2 separate regions of the Homo sapiens genome follow, and region 1 is linked to region 2. The links are chromatin loops, found by intact Hi-C in ENCODE. Cell type or tissue: ascending aorta. All regions are shown on one strand. Each heading gives the region's core, and the rest is flanking DNA. Links, peaks and the distances in the headings are about the cores only.

Region 1 (2,911 bases), core at 124-2,623, 58 kb after region 2:
AGTCCGGGTGGGAAGCAGTGGGGGGGTGGAGCCTGTTTTCCACAGGTGGGCACAGTGGCTCACGCCTGTAATCCCAGCACTTTGGGAGGCCGAAGCGGGTGGATCACCTGAGGTTGGGAGTTCGAGACCAGCCTGATTAACATGGAAAAACCCCGTCTCTACTAAAAATACAAAATTAGCCGGGCATGGTGGCACATGCCTGTAATCCCAGCTATCTGGGAGGCGGAGGCAGGAGAATCGCTTGAACCCAGAAGGCAGAGGTTGTGGTGAGCTGAGATTGCGCCATTGCACTCCAGCCTGGGCAACAAGGGCGAAACTCCATCTCAAAAAAAAAAAAAAAAAAAAGGCTGTCCTTAGGAAAGGCCTCGCTCTAGGTGGTCCCAGACATAGGTCCAGGTACAAGCACATGCAGGTTTCTCCACAATACAAGTAAACACTCCCTAACTGCCAGCGCTATGCACAGAGGGAATGCGCTTTCTGTCACTGACGGGTGTTCTAGCATCCTTCGGTCTCAAAAAGAGATTGGACCGATGATCTGGTGCCCTCCTCACTCTCTGAGTCTGTGGTTCTGGCCCTAGGACTTGGTCTTACTCTCTTTTGTGGTGTGCCATCTACCACAGTATGTCCCAGACTTACAAAAAAATTTGTGGGTACATAGTAGGTGTATATATTTATGGGGTACATGAGATGTTGTGATGCAATGCGAAATAAGCACATCGTGGAGAATGGGGCATCCATCCCCTCAAGCATTTATCCTTTGAGTTACAAATAATCCAATTACCCTCTAAGTTATTTCCAAATATACAATTATTATTGACTATAATGCCTATATAAAAAAAATATATATATATATACACCATAATACCTTGTTGTGCTATCCAATAGTAGGTCTTATTCATTTTTTCTATTTTTTTTGTGTGTACCCATTAACCATCCCTGCCTGCCCCGCCCCCCACCCTCCCACTAAACTTCCCAGCCTGGTCCCAGACTTTTTATTCAAAAACAAAATCTTTTTTTGAGGCAGGACTAGAGATGCCAACTTTCAGTTTTGCCAAGTAAGGACATTAAAAAAAATATGTCATCCACTGTCAGTGACCATCATTTTATTTTAAAGAAATATTAATTTTAAAACAAAAATGTAAGAAGCCTCGAGTGTTTTCAGACACACCCCCTTTTGTCCGTATTGTTCTCCGTTTGTCACCTGTTGTCAAGAACTTTGTCACTGGCTCATCCCTAGTGCTCAGACCAGCTTTTGGAGACCTAGAGCGAGGACTAAAGATTCCTTCTGTGTCTTTCCGATTCTGGACAAAGCAGAAGCCTTGCTTCCCAAAATGAGCAAGGAGAGGCTTGCTGGGAGGTGGGGGCCCGGCTGTGCCTGCATCCTCTGTGGCCGCAAGGACGGGAGCTGCGTGACTCACACTGCCCAGAACACGTCTCTGGAATAGGCTTTGAGAACTGGGCCCCAGGGAGCTCTGGGTACTGATATAACTTGGCTCAGGGGCTTGAGTGGTCTGGGAAGAAAGCTTTGTTTTCTTAACTTGGGTTCACTCGTGGAAAAAGCGGGCTTGGGAATATTGGGAAGGGTCTGCCTATCAGTGGAGAACAAGGCGAGAGAACATCCTGGGTAGCAGGAAAAGCCTGCTGACCAAAATGTCCCGCACGGGGACAGGACACAGTGCCCCCTTTCCACTCAGCAGTTTCTGTTTTCTTTTTGTCTGATGGATTTGGTGTATTTAAAAGTGTATTAGCTCAATGTTTCTGTTCTTGTAAATAATTATCTTGCTTTCTGTAAACACAGATGAGTGTGGCATGGTGTGACTTGGGTTTCTAGTTTCCGAGCCCAGAGCTGTAGTTGCATCCACTGGGGATGGCTGGAAACAGGGCCTAAAGGAAGATCGCAGGGCCTTGGAGCAGGTAGGGTGGAGGCCTGCACACTGGCGGGGCCACCTCACCCCCCTGGCCTCTTCCCTCCTCCTGCTCCGGGCTTCCTGCTGGCAGATGGTCTTCGCATAGACCCGCCCCTGCTACATTTTATTCCATCTGTTACAGAGCAGAGAGGTTTGGAAACCTGCCCAAGGTGTAGGGAGGTATGGTCAGGATGGCCCCTAAGGTTTCAGCTCCATCTCGGTTTCTATGTATCTCCCAAAGTTTTCCGAGCCTTTCTGAGTCCTGCTTAGAACTAGTTCCTATCTGCTTAGAACAGCTTGCAAAGAACTCACTCCCAAGGCTGAAAGCGATGAAAAGTCCTGAAATTTACTCAGCCTTTCAAGAAATCCTAAAAGTAGGTGGGGTGGGAATGGTAGTGTATTTTTAAAAATTTAATATTTATTTTATTATTTATTTATTTATTTTGAGACAGGGTCTCACTCTGTTGCCCAGGTTAGCGTGCAGTGGTGTGAACACGGCTCCCTGCAGCCTCAATCTCTGGGGCTAAAGCGATCCTCCTGCCTCAGCCTCCCGAGTAGCTGGAACCACAGGCATGTACCACCACACCCAGCTAATTTTTGTGTTTTTCATAGAGATGGAGTCTTGTCATGTTGTCTGGTTGGTCTTGAATGCCTGGGTTTAAGCAATTCTCCTGCCTCAGCCTCCCAAAGTGCTGGGATTAGAGGCATGAACCACCATACCTAGCCTTAATTTTTATTCTAATTAAAAAAAATTTTTTTTAGTTTTTATCATTTATTTATTTATTTATTCTTATTTATTTTTTTTGAGATGGAGTCTCACTCTGTTGCCCATGTTGGAGTGCAGAAGCACCATCTCAGCTCACTGCAACCTCTGCCTCCCAGGTTCAAGCAATTCTTCTGCCCCAGCCTTCTGAGTAGCTGGGATTACAGGCGCGTGCCGCCATGCCTGGCTAATTTTTGTATTTTTAGTAGAGATAGGGTTTCTCCATGTTGGCCAGGTTGGT
Region 2 (2,911 bases), core at 290-2,789:
CCCAGAGGAGAAGAAAAGGAAGGAGGCAGGACGTGCGGGCTGGAGCACAGAGGCAGGCTTGGGCTGTCCTGCTCCTCCGCACCCAGCACTAACCATTCACCGAGAAAGAGACTGTAAAGAAGATGCCACTTTATTCCCCATCTTTTTCAGAGTGTGATGGGAGAGAAGGCTAGACTGGATGCTTGCTGGAAAGCCTCAAGGGTTGGTTTGGTCAAAGAAACCTGCACTGCCACTTGGAGGCAGTTGGGGGACATGAAGGTGCTTGGGCAGGGGTATGACATGATGAGCTCCTGGCTTTGTTGGCTCTGCCTGGCCTGGGTTCCTCGGTTGGTCCTCCATGCCATGCACCATTCACCCAGCTGGCCTCTCCGGCTGCACGCCCTATTGCTCCCCTAGGGCTCCTTAGACCCGCCATTCTGTATTCTTTGCAGTTCCTCCAAATATACCAGCCTTTTTCTTGCCTTCATGCCAGAAATACACATCACACCACGTACATATATGAATGCACTTAGTGCTCCCAACCACCTTAGCAATGGCAGCATTCCCAGCTGACAGATGAGGAAACCGAAGCTTCCAGTGAAGCAACTTGTCTAAGTTTTCATAATTAAATAGACAACATGGCCAGGCTCAGCGGCTCATGCCTGTAATCCCAGCACTTTGGGAGGCCAAGGCAGGCAGATGACTTGAGTTCAGGAGTTTGAGACCAGCCTGGCCAACATGGTGAAACCCTGTCTCTACTAAAAAAATACAAAAATTAGCCGGGCGTGGTGGCAGGCACCTGTAATCTCAGCTACTCAGGAGGCTGAGGCACCAGAATCGCTTGAACCTGGGAGGTGGAGGTTACAGTGAGCCGAGATCACGCCACGGCACTCTAGCCTGGGTGACAGAGTGAGACTTGGTCTTAAATAAATATATAAATAAACAAATAAACAAACAAACAGATGACAGATCCGGGACTGAAACCCAGATAACTCTGACTCCCAAGTGTGTGCTTTGCCATCTGTGCCACACTCCCTCACTAGAAAATGGTGGGGGCCAGAGCTATCAATGACAGAGAGTAAAACAGAAGGTGCTGGCAACACTGGGCCTGGCACATAGTGAGAGCTTAGGAAAATACTGGTCACATGCATGAATGAGTAGCTCAGAGAGGAAGGCTGTTGGGAGGGCCAGGACCCAGCACCTGGATTCACCCAGGAGGAACCTATGCTAAACTTGGAATAGGAAGTATGTAGAGCTGTGGGTGATGCCAAGTGACTTGAGCTCGCAAAGGGACTGTGAGAGAAGACTGCCAGTGAATGTGCTAGTGACCCATGCAAGGTGGAGATGAGGGAGAGGAAGAGCTGTCCATGGCCCAACCTGACATCCAGACCAAGCAGGGACTCATAAGGATCCCCATATCTGTGCACAAGTTAAAGGATGCTTTTGAGGCTTTCAGCCGGGTGCCTGGAGAAGATCCGTGTCTCCAGGGCACCCAGTGATTTGAAGGAACAGGGATCATCCAACTAAATGGACAAGTTTGGTCATGGTGTTGGGTCACCATGGGGAGGCCTGGGGGTACTCAGGCTCTGAGCTTCACAGATCTCAGATGATCCAGAGATGATGCCCTCCAGCGATCCATGGAAAGTACAGCACGTCAGGGAGATGGAGATCAGCTGGGAGGCAGTGCTCAGGCGGAAGGGCACGGTGCCTTCGGGAGATGGAAAAAGTGATGTCGTTAAGGAACAATGTGGGCCAAAGGAATGAGCTGTAACTTGCTGGATCCAAAAGGACAATTGGGAAAGTGGCTGTCAGAGGCCCATGGGTGTCTGACGATGGCCTGACACTGCCCTGGGGGAGGGACCGAGGCCCACCCCAGGGGCTGGAAGGGAATCACCCCATAGGTTCTGTGGTCCCTTGCTGTCCCCTAACACCATGCCAAGCAAAGCTTCTGGTCTATTAATAAATATTTGATGAATTGAGTTAAGGCAGGACTCCTGGCCAAAGAACTGTGCCCTGCTTTCCCAGAGGAGATCTAAGGAGGCAGCACAAGGCTGAGGAAGGAGCTCAAGCTCTGGAGTCGGCACCTCTGGGTGGGGTCTGCCCTCGCCCCTTTTTCTTAAAGTGGGGTTCCTGGCCCCATCTGCCTCAAGAGGATGGCAAGATGAAGGGAGATAAGGGAAGCTGCAGTCCTTACAGTAGGACTGGCATGCCACTGCCCTCTGTTCCCTCTTTTCTTGATAAGGGCTGGAAACCAACCCATGCCAGAGCCCAGGAAGGAAGCTAGCCTGAGGCTTAGATGATCTGCCTGGGTGACAGGGACTGCCAAGGGAGGAATCCTGACACCGATGGCCCCAGCTGCTGGGCTCTGGACCAGCATGCTGGGAGGAAGGAATTGACAAACAGAAGCAGGTTCCAGGCCTGTCAACTAGATTAATGAGGGACCTCACTAGCATCTAACCTGGGGTTGGGGGGTGGGCTGTGGAAGGACTGAGTTGATGAGAGGCAGGCAAGAGCCTTAGCAGGACTCAGAAGTCTAGAATCTTGAAATGAGCACCAAAGGGAACTTGCATGTGGTGCAGGAGGTCATCTGGACTGAATTCCCATTTAACCGGTGACAGAACAGAGGCCCAGAGTGGGGAAGGGCAGAGGGCTAACATGATGATGGCGCCAACACTTGATTGAGCTCAAAACCCATTGCTGAGTTTCCTAATAAGAAAAATTGAGGCCTAGCAAAGGGATGATGGTATTCCAGGCAAAGGCCAGGGCCCTGGACTGGAGCAGATACTCGTGTTGACCTTAGGAATCTGGAGGAACTGGGACCTGCTTTTTTGTTGTAGTCAAAATTTCTGGGAACCCAATTAGCCCTGGGTGAGGGCGCCAGCTTACCTTGTGCTACCCTGGGGAGTCCAGCCTTCTGCAAAGGGGAATTCTC

What was found. Hi-C counts contacts between places; a loop is a spot of excess contacts. Peaks named below come from ENCODE experiments on the same cell type or tissue, not always from the same donor. Only the 100,000 strongest peaks of a DNase experiment are listed, where the experiment ranks them.
Region 1: it touches region 2 in a loop (1.9-fold over the local background); 5 of 110 quality-filtered maps call a loop at or near these places.

The regions. Positions count from the first base shown.
Region 1 is chr2:26,622,784-26,625,694 of GRCh38, reverse strand. The region is part of intron 3 of CIB4 (calcium and integrin binding family member 4); the gene reads left to right. Among named protein-coding and RNA genes, the nearest start is that of CIB4, 17 kb to the left of the region's middle. In ascending aorta, for the core only: no CTCF peak of the experiment used is centred there; a DNase peak (open chromatin) is centred at 1,413; H3K4me3 peaks cover 749 bases; H3K27ac peaks cover 1,381 bases.
Region 2 is chr2:26,681,169-26,684,079 of GRCh38, reverse strand. No RefSeq gene overlaps it. Among named protein-coding and RNA genes, the nearest start is that of KCNK3, 10 kb to the left of the region's middle. In ascending aorta, for the core only: no CTCF peak of the experiment used is centred there; a DNase peak (open chromatin) is centred at 1,729; H3K27ac peaks cover 1,562 bases.